3 separate regions of the Homo sapiens genome follow, and all the other regions are linked to region 1. A link is a contact called in ENCODE Hi-C or POLR2A ChIA-PET data. All regions are on one chromosome and are shown on one strand. The core of a region is the stretch at or near the end of the contact, and the rest is flanking DNA. Distances in the headings are between cores, read along the strand shown. Region 1 overlaps SOBP (sine oculis binding protein homolog). Region 2 has its middle 57 kb from the start of LINC02532. Region 3 overlaps AFG1L (AFG1 like ATPase).

Evidence for each region. A loop is a pair of places that touch in the nucleus more often than their neighbours do. ChIA-PET counts read pairs that join two places held with the same protein, here RNA polymerase II (POLR2A). Pooled maps may share reads with other maps.
Region 2: a map with no recorded cell type shows a loop between it and region 1 (7-fold over the local background). The contact joins two enhancer-like sites. A Hi-C loop is called at or near these places in 3 of 37 single-sample maps with no recorded cell type and 2 of 50 pooled maps.
Region 3: a pooled map shows a loop between it and region 1 (6-fold over the local background). The contact joins two enhancer-like sites. A Hi-C loop is called at or near these places in 1 of 37 single-sample maps with no recorded cell type and 5 of 50 pooled maps. POLR2A ChIA-PET finds 5 or more read pairs at or near these places in 1 of 52 experiments (activated naive CD4-positive, alpha-beta T cell).

Annotation. Positions count from the first base shown.
Region 1 is chr6:107,655,532-107,660,275 of GRCh38, forward strand. SOBP (sine oculis binding protein homolog) reads left to right here. Exons shown (of 7, transcript NM_018013.4): 7 at 2,676-4,744. Among named protein-coding and RNA genes, the nearest start is that of SCML4, 170 kb to the right of the region's middle. RefSeq lists enhancers at 1,998-2,575, 2,324-2,373, 2,576-3,152, 2,614-2,803. Within about 2 kb of position 2,725, at least 21 of the 41 ENCODE cell types and tissues checked have a DNase peak (open chromatin) inside an H3K27ac peak, as active enhancers do.
Region 2 is chr6:106,842,339-106,847,082 of GRCh38, forward strand. No RefSeq gene overlaps it. Among named protein-coding and RNA genes, the nearest start is that of LINC02532, 57 kb to the left of the region's middle. RefSeq lists enhancers at 2,875-2,934, 4,565-4,614. Within about 2 kb of position 2,818, at least 2 of the 41 ENCODE cell types and tissues checked have a DNase peak (open chromatin) inside an H3K27ac peak, as active enhancers do.
Region 3 is chr6:108,346,135-108,350,878 of GRCh38, forward strand. It overlaps AFG1L (AFG1 like ATPase), which reads left to right. Exons shown (of 13, transcript NM_145315.5): 3 at 854-905. Among named protein-coding and RNA genes, the nearest start is that of AFG1L, 53 kb to the left of the region's middle. RefSeq lists an enhancer at 2,589-2,758. Within about 2 kb of position 2,662, at least 2 of the 41 ENCODE cell types and tissues checked have a DNase peak (open chromatin) inside an H3K27ac peak, as active enhancers do.

The DNA.
Region 1 (4,744 bases), core at 1,475-3,974:
CTCTTAAAATAAGCTTCGTGTGAGCAAGCTTTTCAGAGCAGCAGGACTAGGGCTGCGAAAAATAGAGTGTGGTGCAGCTGCACCCTTCAGAACTTTGGGGGAAAACACATATTATTTACCAGACAATAATAGATACCAGAGAATAATAATGATTATTATAGTGTTTGGGATGGCAAATGCTGTAGTTAAGGTTCCAGAATGGCTCTTATTATAATCCCGTTTTACCGAGTCTCTTGTGAAAGCCTGGAAATTTTCTTTAAGTAGGCTGATGCTGTCCGTGTTTGGTCTTTGTCCAAAGGTGATTTGAATATAAAGAAACTTACTGGAGAAACATTCATTTTTTTAAATAGTGATTGCATTAAAGAAAAAAGCTACATTATTAAAAAAGCAGTTGCAGCATCCCTAAGTAAGCAATTCAAAATGGCGGTGTTTCCCAGTTTACTGGAGGAAAATGTTAAACATTCTCCCTCCTCCCTTTTAAAGAAAGAAGGAGGCCCCCTCTAACTACAAGATTCAGTCACTCTTGGTTCCAGGCCCAGAGGTGGGGATGGCTTCCCTCCCTCCATAGCAACTTCCAGGCTGTGCTTGCTAAATGCAAAAGAATTGTTCCCAGAAGAAGTGACCCCGGTGTCTTTGGATCCACTTGTCATCTCTGCAGCTCCTCAATTTTTGTGGCCTCACATTTGATAGTGGCTCTTGGTGCTTTTATTTTTGTATCCCCTCTCTCCATTGTCACTTATTCTTGAGAAAGAAAGAAAAGAAAGAAAGAAAGAAAGAAAGAAAGAAAGAAAGAAAGAAAGAAAGAAAGAAAGAGAAAGAAAGAAAGAAAGAAAGAAAGTAAGTCAAATGTGAGCTCTTTATTCAGAAATAAATATCCACATTTCCAAATCTGACCATGCCAAATGAAAAGGTTTCCATGGCCTTGTAATTCCACCCCCATTACATATTTGTGGTGTTTTGCATTTTCACTTTGGTTATTTAATATACATATTAAGTACACACAGATCTGGTGATTTAATGTGATTGGGGGAACTCAGGCATTTCCTGTCGTGCACAGTGAAACTTTCAAACCTTGTTTTTGGCTGCTGCTGATTATTGTTGCCATTAACACCAGGATTTAGATAGCAGGGTTCAAAGCACAAGCTTCCACTTAGTCCTCCCAATGGGCATTTGACCTCCTCTTGCTCTTGCTAAATTCATGTTATAAACACTCCAAGCAAGCTTCCAGGTCTCTTTGTGGCTCCATTTCTTCACTATAAAATGAGGAAATGGTACTGTATTATCTCTGGGGTCCCTTCAAGTCCTACATTCTATCACCTCTCTGAAGTTATTTGTTCATTGTTCTAAGAATAATCTCAACAGTTGTAAAGATGTTTACAAGTCCTCTGTCACCACCTCACCTTAGCCAAATTTTACCCATTCACATTTCTGACAGCCTCATTTATTGGCAGGAAGAAAAGGTGCTGTTTTGGGGCATGGCAGAAGAGAGGCGCCTGACCCACTCATGTGATCAAAGTGTGTCGAGCGCCCACAGCGGGCCAGACTCTGAGCTACGAGTTGGGTGTAGAGACACGAGCAAAACAGACAAGCCCCTGACCTCTGGGGCTTTACCATGCAGTTGGCAGACTTCTAAGTGGCTGCTCCCAGAACTGACTGAGTGGCCTCAGGAAGCTCTATTTCAAACCAAGTGACTGGCGGCAAATGAAAGAAGGCTGCAGGTATCAAGAGGCAGAGCCTCATATCTCGGTGAATGTTGGGATGAGCATTCCCCAGAAACTGACTTTCCTGGTGGAAAATCCTGTTCAGAGCCTCTGCCCTGGGACCCCAAGGCTCTTGGTTGATTTATTTTCTTCCAGTCCAGTGCTACTGTTTGTTTTGGATGTGAAGAGATGTGAATGGCTCACCTTTTACAGGCAAGACCCACACACGGAGAAAAGCAAGCATTTCTTCCAGCTTAGTTGCCTTTGTGGGAAACTTCTGAAGATAGGTATATGTGTCCATGGTAATTTTCCACTTGCCAAAAAGTGAATCTATTGGCCCTCTTTTCAGCAAATACCAGAGCTGAGACATGGGGTTACAGGAGTGAGGTCAGGAGCTCCAGGGTCCTCCGTGACCTTGCCTGGCTTTGGAGTGACCTTGGGTGACTCAAAAGACCTCCTGCTGGGGCTGGATGCGGTGGTTCATGCCTGTAATCCCAGCACTTTGGGAGGCTGAGGCAGGAGAATCACTTGAAACTGGGAGGCAGAGATTGCAGTGAGCCAGTTGCACCACTGCACTCCAGCTTGGGCAACAGAGCGAGACCCTGTCTCAAAAAAAAAAAAAAGCCTCCTGCTGGTTAAGCATGCAGTCATGTGGAGGGGGAGGGTTGCTGGGTTGCAAAGGATGCTGTGGTCTTTGGGTGAGGGCGTGGTGTACCCTACTCATTATGGTATTCCAAAAAGCGACTTGAGTTTCATTTCCTCACACAAAGCTGGCAGGGCTGACCTGAGCAGACCGTGAATGAAACTCCTGTTGAAATCACGCTGTGCTGCAGCGGTTCTGGGGCTCATCCTAGGTCTGCCCTGGCGGCTGGAGAGTGTGCTGCTGTCTGACTCATGCCTGGGTTCTCCCCAGCTGGGCGGAGGGAGGGGGATCGGTCCAGTGGATTCTGACAGCCCCTTCTGCTCTTTTTCCAGGAACGTTCACTCACAGGGTACGCTCATGGAGAGAGGGCGCAGAGCAAACCATGTCACGCCATCCAATGACACCAGCTGGTCAGCTCACCACCCCCTCTGGCTAAAACTCAAGCAAATAAAGCCGCTTCCTGTCATTAAGCATCTCAGAGGAAGCAGCCCTCCCTCGATGGCCTCTAGCCCAGAGAAGCCCGCGCATCTTGGACCCACCAAGCAGGCCCAGCCTTCCTGCTGCCACCATCTCTGCTTCTCCCCAGAGGAACTTAGGGATTTCACCCCTGGCTTTTAAAAAAAACGAAATACCGACAAGCCACAAGGACCAATGTAGGTATTCTCCCCGCCCCATCTTCAAGGCTCAGCGACTGAGGCTGGAAGATGATATGGATTGGAACACAAAAAATCTTTTTTTAATCTTTTTAAAAACTGCTGTGGTTTTGCTGCTACACTAAGAATTGTGATTTGCATTGTACGGTTTTGGACCTATATTGTTCACGTTTTGATGGCGGAGAGGGGTGGTCCTGGAGGCCCAATGCTTCAGAGTCATCTCTGTCCTGCCCGGGATGCACTTTTAAATGAAGAGTTAGAATATTTTATTGGCTAATATACTTTTCTTGTTATTTTTACAAAGGCCACCTTTATCCTTTTTGATGCCATATTTTCAGTGTTACACTTTTATGGCTTTTAATTTTCGATTTGACAGATGTAAGAAGCAGCATGAATAGTTTATACTGTGGTTTTTCAGAGACTGAATGCCAAGAGAACTCGGTAAATGTTTATTCTTCTCAGCTTTCTCTTTAAATTCCCCTAAATAGCGCCCCATTTGGGAACAGAGCAAGAGTGTTGAACTGAAGACCAAAATGCCCTCAAGGTGTAAAATAATCCGAGGGGGAATATTTGCTGGGCGTCAGGAAAGACTCAGATGAAATTTCAACCCTGATGGTTTTCGGTGATCCAGGAAGTCAGTGAGACAATCTCTCTATATGCAGAGCCCTTTCATGATAATTAGAATGGTATGGACAAACCAATGAAAACAAGAGGGAAAGTGAGAAAGATCACCCATGATTCTGTTTCACTGTTTGCTTTCTCCTGTCATGGTTAAGAGAAATGTGCAATTCGATCCTCAATCAGTGGGTGGAGGATAACAGGGTAGATTCACTTGTGTGCACTTGTACAGTTGTAGCTGCGAGTCCAGAAGTCCTCTAGAGCATGTGTACTGGCACTGAGTTGGTGAGACAGTTGTGGAGTATCCCATTCTGATGAGTACAGAAAAAAAAAGAAAAAGAAAAGAAGAGAAAAAATTAAGAAAAAAATCAAAAAAGGAAGAAAACTAAAAAAAAAAAAAATCAAATCACCTTGTGATTCAGTGTATCTGTTTACTAACTCAAATAAAGCAATTGTTCCCTCTGGAGGGGTCCAGGTGCCCCCGCCCCACAAGGCCGCGGAGCCTCAGCAGGAGGGGTGGCGAGTTGCGGGTGGGCAGGGCCAGGACGGTGTGGCGCCAGCCTTGAAGCACCACGGCCCAAGGATGCGGTGTACATACTGTATTTCTAGATTCTCCTTTGTACAGAGTCACTTCACAAGTCAAGCTACTGTTTTACAGGTGCTCCTTATTTATTAGAGCTGTGAGAGCTTGGGGGACACACCTGGCGAGCAAGCTCGCTTTTTAAAAATGAAATTTGGGGGCAGGGGAAGGGGAGGCGGGAGGGAGGGGAAGCTCGCAAGCCCGGGGAGAGATTTATAAAAGTAAACAAAAGAAAACCTTCCAGCAACAAATTAAAAAATAATAACAAATCAACCCCAGCACCAAACCCACCCAGGCAGGAAGAAGCCGCCCCTCCTCTGGGGCCATATTTTTCTGCTGGGTCACAACATTCTCCTCTCCCTGACTGGTGTCAGATTCATCAAACAAAAAATAAATCTCGAAGAAAAAAAATGCACTTACATGTGCTTATTTGGCTTTTCTCATTATTATGACTACTGTTTTTTTTTGTTTTTTGTTTTTTGTTTTATTACAGAGGTGTTCATTTTTCTCCCCCTGGGAAACATTTTAAAAAATAGAACTAAGGAGTTTT
Region 2 (4,744 bases), core at 1,568-4,067, 810 kb before region 1:
ATGTGCCCCCACGCCCAGCTAATTTTTGTATTTTTAGTAGAGACAGAGTTTCACCATCTTGGCCAGGCTGGTCTCGAACTCCTGACCTCATGATCCACCCGCCTCGGCCTCCCAAAGTGCTGGGATTACAGGCGTGAGCCACCGCGCCCGGCCAGAGTCTACAGTTCACATTAGGTTTCACTCCTGGTGTTGTACATTCTACGGGTTTGAGAAAATGCGTAATGACATGTATTCACCATCATAGTATCATACAGAGGCATTTCACTGCCCTAAAAATGCTCTGTTCTCTGCCAGTTAATTCCTCCATTCTTCCTACCTAACCCCTGGCAACCACTGATCTTTTTACTGTCTACATAGTTTTGCCTTTTCCAGAACGTCATATAGTTAATCGTACAGTGTGTTGTCTGTTCATATTGGCTTCTTTTACTTAGTAATATGCATTTAAGTTTCTTCCGTGTCTTTTTATGGCCTGACAGCTCAGTTCTTTTTGGTACTAAATAACATGTCATTGTCTGCATGTACCACAATTTATTTATTCATTTATCAGCTGAAGGACATGTTGGTTGTTTCCTAGTTTTGGCAATTATGAATAAGATTGCTATAAATATTTATCTGCAAGTTTTTATGGAGACGTAAGTTTTTCATTTCTTTGGGTAAATACCAAACAGCATGATTGCTGGGTTGTACGGTAAGAGAAGATTTACTTTTGTAAGAAGCTGCCAAAATGTCTTACAAAGTGGCTAGACCGTTTTGCATTCCCACCAGCAGTGTACAAGAGTTCCTTTTGCTCCACATCCTTGCCATCGTTTGGTGTTGTCAGTGTTCTGGATTTTGGCCATTCTAACAGGTGTGTGTTGATATCTCATAGTCGTTTTAGTTTGTAATTTCCTAATGACACATGATGTGGAGTTTCTTTTCCTATGTTTGTCATCTGTATACTTCTTTGATGAGGTGTCTGTTTAGGTCTGAACCTATTTTTTAATCAAATTGTTTGTTTTCTTTTTGTTGAGTTTTAAGAGTTCTTTGTATAGTTTGGATAACAGTCCTTTAACAGATATGTGTTTTGCAAATATTTTCTCCCTGTGTATGGCTTATCTTTTTATTCTCTTGACAGTGTCTTTCACAGAGCAAACAATTTTTTTTAATGAAGTTGAGTTTCTTGATTTTTTCTTCCTCAGTATCCTTTTACAACTTAAATCTGAGGATACAACACTTTACTTCAATACCTTGTTCTTAAACAAAGACTGGAGCAGTGAGTACATGGCTGTGGACCTCATCAGTGTCATCAAATTGATGACATTGACCAACTTTTCCTGGGTTTGGATAGTCTTAGAGATTTTTAGATCGTCTCTCATAGAATTTCAAGAAATCCTTCCATAAAATACCTAGCTCTAACTTCCGCCTCTTAAGCAAGAAAAGCAAAAATTGAATTAGCGTTTTATGTCCTGCATGATCTCCGTGGAACCCGTACAGATCCTGAGGACTAAATGCGCTGACAAGGACACAGGCACAGGCTTTACCGGCCCAGGGATGATGGGAGGAATTTAACCTAAGTGAAAAATTAATTCTCAAACCTATCCTACCCTGCCAAGATTCACAATCCCATTTTTGCCCTGTCTCTGTGCCACATCCCATATAAGCAACAATTTAACCAAAAACAGACTTGAAAATTAATTGTACATCATCCAAGTCAGCGAGATCTTCAGCCCCCCAATTTAGCATCATTGTCCTGGGCAACCAGGCTTGTGGCTCATCCATTTACCCAAATAGAACCAGCAATATCTTACCCTGGACGAATAGGTGGTAAAAAAAAAATGATTTTTCCCCTCCCTTTGGATCTTTCTGAGGAAAGCTGAGTTGATTAACAAATAAAAGTTACCAGCTGGTAAGTATCTTGGATCTGTGTTTTGAAGCCGAGGTAATAAGCCTTTTGAACAAACTGCAAAATAAAGGACAAGGAGCAAATTCAAAAGGACTTTTGTGCAGATTCTTTCCTATCATTTCATGATATGGTTTTCACATCAGATATTTAACAGCTCATCAGTCTGATTATAGTACCATTAGTCCCACTTCTAAGCCTGATGAGCCACTCTGGTCTTGTTTCTTACAAAAATTAATTTTAGGTTTTTCTCAATTGGGATTAAATGTCAACCAAAATGTACTACATGAAAAGTCTTATTAACATTATCATAATAACAACTTATGCTCCTTACACATTAAAGCACATAAGACATTTGCCTACAATGTGTGATTGAAATCCTTTTCTTACCAACCTTAAAAGAAAAGCAAAAGATGCTGGTACTGAATATGAATAAAACATTCTGTCAAGAGCTTTTTTGCAAATGCTGCTCTAATTCATGCAAAATCAAATTTATCTCCATTGGATTAAATTTAACTGATTCAGATCCACATGGCTGACCAAGATGGGGTGTTAAATTCCTTTAAAAAATGGTAACTTCGGAAATATCCATTGGATTCCCATACTCTTCTATTTGAACAGTCAAATGCCCTTTATGAATTAGCAATGAGATTTGACAGAACTGATTTTCCTTGGAAATTACGTGAGATGTTCTATTTTTAACCAGAAGCTAAAAAAGTGTGATGAGATCAATGCTTTAAATTAAGTCTGCCTAAAACCTCAAGAAAAAGTTCTCATCAAAGGAACCAACAAAATCACAAAAATGAGGAGCAGACTGGGGAAATCCTGGCTAAAATTCTTGATAGACAATAGTTGTCCTGTTATTCTTCTTTGCCAAGATAGCCAGGTGTCACTGTGATGGCTTAAGAAAAGAAAAGAAAAGGAAAGAAATGACAACACAACTTCCACATGAACAGCCAGAGACTAGAGGAAATCCCCAGTTACTGTAACTGAGCTAACTTCAGCATTATATTCTGAACCACTTCTAGAAATGAAACCTTAAAGGCAAAACTTGGGGTTTTAATCTGACAGAAAAGTGAATTGGAAACATCTTTAATTTACATTTTAGAAAATGAAGAAAAGCATGTAGAAAAAAAATTGAAAGCCTTACAACCCAGGAACCTAGAAATAATAACTCCTGTATTTCTAATATTGTAGGCATTCCCAACCAGTTTTTGTTTTTTTTGTTGTTTTGTTTGTTTTGTTTGAGGCGGGGTCTTGCTCCGTTGCCCAGGCTGCAGTGCAGTGTCATGATCACAGCTCACTGCAGCCTTGAACTCCTGGGTTCAAGCCATCTTCCTGCCTCAGCCTCCCAGGTAGCTAGTACTATAGGTGAGTGCCACCACATCTGGCTAATTTTTAAATTTTGTGAGGAGAAAAAGTCTTGCTTTTTTGCCCAGGCTGGTCTTGAACTCCTGGGCTCAAGCGATCCTCCCACCTTGGCTTCCCAAAGTGATGGGATTTATAGGCATGAGCCACTGCACATGGCCTGCTTATTTATTTTAATGTAGTTTTTCTTAAACCTTTGAGGAAAGTCATCACTCAACGATTATTCCAAGTTGGAAGTATTCAGTGGCACAGCACCATCAAAAAGCCCTGAAAAAGGCATTCTCCAGTCTGAAAAGAGAGCTGAAATAGCCTCTCCCTTAATAAAAAGTGCCTGTAATCCCAGCACTTTGGGAGGACAAGGCCTCAGGAGGATTGCCTGAGCCCAGGAGATGGAGGCCAGCCTGAGCAATACGGCAAGACCCCGTCTACAAAAATCAAAGAAATTAGCCAGGTATAGTGGCTGACAACTGTGGTCCCAGCTACTTGGGAGGCTAAGGCAGGAGGATCCCTTGAGCCCAGAAGGTCAAGCCTGCAGTGAGCCATGTTTGCAGCACTGCACTCCAGCCTGGGCTACAGAGCAAAACCCTTTCTCCAAAAAAAAAAAAAAAAAAAGAACAAAAATAATAATGATAATGATGATTTCCAGAGGAACTTCTGCAAGTAGGGAAAGCCAGCAGTACCTACAAGCCTCAATTCATCCTGTGTCCCCTTGCCTCCACCATGACCCAATACCCACTGTTGCTCTGATAAGTGGAACTGGTAGAGTCTTGGGGAAACTTTAATAAGCATTAGAGAGAGTAGAAGGAAAATCAGCACAGAGAAGTGGAGGTACAGGCTGGTTTAGGAGGTGCTGGCCTGATCTGCCCATAGCTGGCTGTTCCCAGGCCTTGGTGTGGCCTTCTCTCAATGGTAAGCCATGGGCAGCCTCAGTCATTTGCTGAGTTCCAAATGGAAGCCAATCATGAACATCCTCAGCTCAGTCCTGGCAGGCCCCAGCTGCTCTTGCTTCCATTGCTTAACTTCTCTCCTCATTTCTCTGCTCCAGGCCCACCCTGGGCAAAATTGCAGAGTAGATTCAAGATCCCCTTCAGCAACCTGGTCTCGTGGTTCTGCCCAGAATAAATGGGTGGGATGACCCATTCTTTATGAATTGTCTTTCTGGAATTGGAGAGCTTTGCAGAGATTAGAAAGAGGCCTCATCTGGGCACACACAGCACTTGACACAGGTGTCCCCCCTCCTCCTGCTGAAAGCAGCCGTAGGACACAGGTTAACTAGTGGAGAGCAAGCTGGGTCTCTATCCCACAAGCCTCTCAGCCTCAGGCCTTTGTGCGGGTCATGAACCAAACAGTTGAGGCATTTGGGGGTCAGGGAACTTTCCTGGTACCTCTGAAATTTCTTCACAGGGGCAAGTGTCTTTTCCAGTCACCTAAGCAGACCTTGTTCTAGGCATCCCTGGACCAATATCATGGATTACCTTTGAGTTTTTCCTAACTGTT
Region 3 (4,744 bases), core at 1,412-3,911, 690 kb after region 1:
CAGCATTTTTTCCAATTTCCTTTTGTGGTAAATACACACATAAGATTTACCATCTTAATCATTTTTTAAGAGTACAGTTCAGTGGTATTAAATACATTCTTAATGTCATGCAGCCATCACTACCATTTATCTCCAGAACTACTTTCATCTTGTAAAACTGAAACTCTGAACCCATTAAACAATAATTCCCCATTCCTTCCTCCCTCCAGCCCCTGGCAACCCCTTTTTCTACTTTTTTTTTTTTAAATTGAGATGGGGTCTTGCTCTGTTGTCTAGGCTGCAGTACAGTGGTGTGAACATGGCTCACTGTAGCCTTGACCTCCTGAGTTCAAACAATCCTTCAACTTCAGCCCCCTGAGTAACTGGGACCACAGGCGCATGCCACCATGCCTGGCTAATTCTTTTTAACTATTTGCAGAGATGAGGTCTCCCTATATTGCCCAGGCTGGTCTTGAACTCTTGGGCTCAAGTGATCCTCCCACCTCAGCCTCCCAAAGTGCTCAGATTATAGGTGTGAGCCACAGCACCTGACTTCTACTTTCTGTCTCTTTAATTGTTCGCTGTTCTAAGTACCTCATGTAAGTGGAATGGAGAATATTTGTCTTTTTGTGACTGGTTTATGTCACCTAGCATAATGTCCCCAATGTTCATTCATGTATACGTTAGAGTTTTTTCCCTTTTTAAGGCTGCATAATATTTCAGCTTTAAACACTTTTATATCAAGTTTTTTTCTTACTTATTGTATATAATAGCCCCTCTTGGTTCTGTATATAGGACAGTTAGGAAGACTATGTATATGATTATATTTAATTATTTGCATGGTAGAGATTTATAATTTGTTCTTAATTTGCAGCTTTTTTCAAGGAGCAAACCTCCAAGGGGCCTGTATGTTTATGGAGATGTTGGTAAGTGTGTTAAAATAAGTTTTGGGTGGGCAAAACAGAAAGTTTCTCAGCTTTCTCTCAGGGATGATTTCTATTTCTATCCCTCAATCTGTTACCAGCAAGGGAATAGGATGAGGCAGGGTAAGGTAGGGAGAGAAGAAAAGGGAGAGAGGGCAGTTATCTCAGCTTTTACTTTACTTCTCACAGGATACAGCTGTAGTCTAGGGCAGAATTAGTCACCATGTTAGGGTGCAAACATTATTTAATGTATAAAGTAATTAATATCAGGGAAGGAAATCAACTACAGATAGGTTATTAGACAAATCAGGATTCCATGACTCATTAACTCAGCTTAATACTTTTTAAAAAAATAAGCTGTTCTTTTTTACTTTTAATTTCCATTAATATTTCTAGTCATAACCTAAGCCCTTGGATGAATAATTTAGTCGTTATTATCTTTAATGTAGTTGACAGTAGATACTCTTAATGCATAAGTGGTAACATTTCCTTGGTCTCCCAGTTCTAGACATTGGGCAGAAAGACTCACATATTGCTGGAAACTTTCTGAGTGGTCACTTCTTTCTAGGTTTTCCTAATCATGTAGTGTCTTGCTTATGAAGTCTTCCCTGACCTCATTCTTACTGAAATATTCTGTTTTGTGGTTTCTATTTTCTTCAAACAAATCCTTTTCTCTTAGTCTTAAACCTCTCCTTGGCCACCCTCAGCCACTGATATCATGAAGGAGTTTCTACTTGGCTTTTTTGCCTCCTTGCTTTCAATTATTTCTTTGATGTCTTTTTTAATTTTTTAATTTTAATTTTTTCTAATCCCTCAGTTTACTGTCAATCAATTATTTCTTCTACTGGCATACTCAAAACTCACATTCACATGTAACGAGGTCAGTTTTGGACCTAGACTAATATTCACACTCTAGGCTCCCCTATAGCCACAACACATTTGCGTTATGAGGGAGTGATGGCAGGGGATATTATCTTAGTAACATTTTTAGGAAAAGAAAAAAAAAGGGCATTGAATAAGTAGGTTTTGTTTTGTTTTTGTTTTTGTTTTTGTTTTTGTTTTGAGATGGAGTCTCTCTCTGTCACCCAGGCTGGTGCGGTGGCGCGATCTCGGCTCACTGCAAGCTCCGCCTCCCGGGTTCACGCCATTCTCCTGCCTCAGCCTCCCAAGTAGCTGGGACGACAGGTGTCTGCCACCATGCCCGGCTAATTTTTTGTATTTTTAGTAGAGACGGGGTTTCACCGTGTTAGCCAGGATGGCCTCGATCTCCTGACCTCGTGATCCGCTCTCCTCGGCCTTCCAAAGTGCTGGGATTACAGGCATGAGCCATGGCGCCCAGCCAAATAAGTAGTTTTAATGCCTTAAAGATTAAACTGTTCCTTTCTAAACTGTTCCTTCTTTTTCTAATTTGTTTACTGCTACCTTGCATTGAATGTCCGTTTTGTATTTCCAGATTTAGCTAATCTAATAAGAGAGAATAATTTAGTTCACAAAAGTGAACATTAGAGATTGCCCCTTAAAATTCTTCAGGTTCTTGAAATTACAGAAAAGAAGGTCAAACTATTCTTTTTCTTAGTTCATTGGCTAATTGGTACTTTTGAGACCAATGTATACTTACTTCTTATTTTGAAAGCAGTTATAACAGACACTTGATCAATTTTATGTTCCTGCACCTTTGGGCACCATTAATGATTCTCATCTTGTTGTCAGGTCTCATTCTTTGCCTCCTGAGAACATCTACTTCCAGTACCTTCACTTTCATATTAAGTCATCGCTAAAATCAACAACTTTGTTCCTCCTGTTACCTTAACCACCTGACCATAAATGGAGATGGTTAAAGAAGCATAACTGCTTCCACTTCTGTAAAAGCACTTTTTTTTTAAAAACCCTATGAATGTTGTTGGATTTTAGTTTAGAAAATACAGCCATATGGTAACTAATTGAAGGGAAGCATATTACAAGTTATTCATCTGAGTGTTTGAAAGCAATAGAAAAGATGTGATAGTATGGGATGTTCATATAGTTTGGGTAGGTGGCAACCTTTGTTTGGAAACATCCTTATAATATAGAGAGGGGAAGAGAAAGGAATTCTGAAATGGGAAGTGAGACGAACATTTTGGTGGCTATAATAAGTTTAGTTCAGACCACTTATAAAATATGTAATCGGCCAGGCATGGTGGCTCATACCTGTAATCCCAGCACTTTGGTAGGCCGAGGCGAGTGGATTGCCTAAGCCCAGGAGTTCAAGACCAGCCTGGGCAACATGGCAAAACCCTGTCTCCACAAAAAATACAAAAATTAGCCTGGTGTGGTGGCATGTGCCTATAGTCCCAATTACTCGAGAGGCTAAGGTGGGAGGATCACTTGAGCCTAGGAGGTCAAGGCTGCAGTGAGCCATGATTATGCCACTGCACTCCAGTCTGGGCAACAGAGTGAGACCCCCATCTCAAAAATGAAATAAAATAGGTAATAAAAGATCAAGTTTTCATTTGAGGGGCTCTCTGTATGGGAGAGTAGCCTCAAAATGCCACCATAAGCTCTTATTCTTTATTCTTTTCCTTTGTTGGACTTGGGAAACAGGTATTAAATTTTAACAAGGCTGGGCATGGTGGCTCATGCCTGTAATCTCAGCACTTTGGGAGGCTGAGGCAGGATGATTGCTTAAGACCAGGAGTTTGAGACTAGCCTGGACAACTAGGTGAGACCCCATCTCTACAAAAAAATTAAAAAATTAGCTGAGCATGGTGGTGTGTGCCTGTGGTTCCAGCTACTCAGTAGGATGAGGTGGGAGGATCACTTGAGCCTGGGAGATCAAGGTTGCAGTGAGTTGAGATTGCACCACTGCACTCCAGCCTGGGCTACAGAGTGAGGCCCTATCTTAAAAATAAATAAATAAGTAAATTGGGCTAGGTGCGGTGGCCCACGCCTATAATGCCAGCAACTTTGGGGGGCTGAGGGGGGCGGGTCATTGAGGTCAGGATTTCAGACCAGCCTGGCCAAAATGGTGAAACCCCGCCTCTACTAAAAGTACAAAAATTAGCCGGGTGTGGTGGTGGGTGCCTGTAGTCACAGCTACTCAGGAGGCTGAGGCAGAGGTTGCAGTGAGCCGAGATCGCACCACTGCACTCCAGCCTGGGCAACAGAACAAGACTCTGTCTCAAAATAAATAAATAAATACATAAGTAAATAAAATAAAAATAAATAAATAAACATGCTTGAGCTCAGGAGTTCGAGACCAGCCTGGGCAACATAGGGAGACCTCATCTCTTATGTATTTTTTTTTTTTAAGAAAAATTTAAATAAATAAATAATTTTTAAGGAGACTTCATGGGATAGAGAATACCTACCTGGTAGCACTCCCTTCCCACTTTTCATTCTTGCACTCTATTTGGGCTTTGTCCTGCTCACTTCACCTCTTTCTTCGCAGATGTGTTGAGATGATTGACTCAGATGGATTCTAAATCCTGGGAACTGCAGTAGGGTTGATGTATGAGTTGGAGGGATTATTATCATGGTTCAATCTTGAAATGAATTATTTTTGTTATAAAATGTTTATCACATCTCATATAGAAGCCAAAAGCTGTGGTAGTAGTATTTTGTGACTTCATTCATACCCTACAGCTGGCTTTCTCACAACAGAGCCTCAGCTCTTGACCAGCTGACTGCGGTGGTGATGGCAGAGTTAATGATTTCTCTGGTACACTAGAAGAGAATAAAAGTACATTTTGCTTATCAGCCCCTTTCCTGCTGCCTCCTGGTTTCACCTCACCTGTTTCACATTGATTCAGATTCTAGTTTCACCAGGTGAAAGGTAGGCTGGTTTTAAGGTTAGGAGTTAGGAA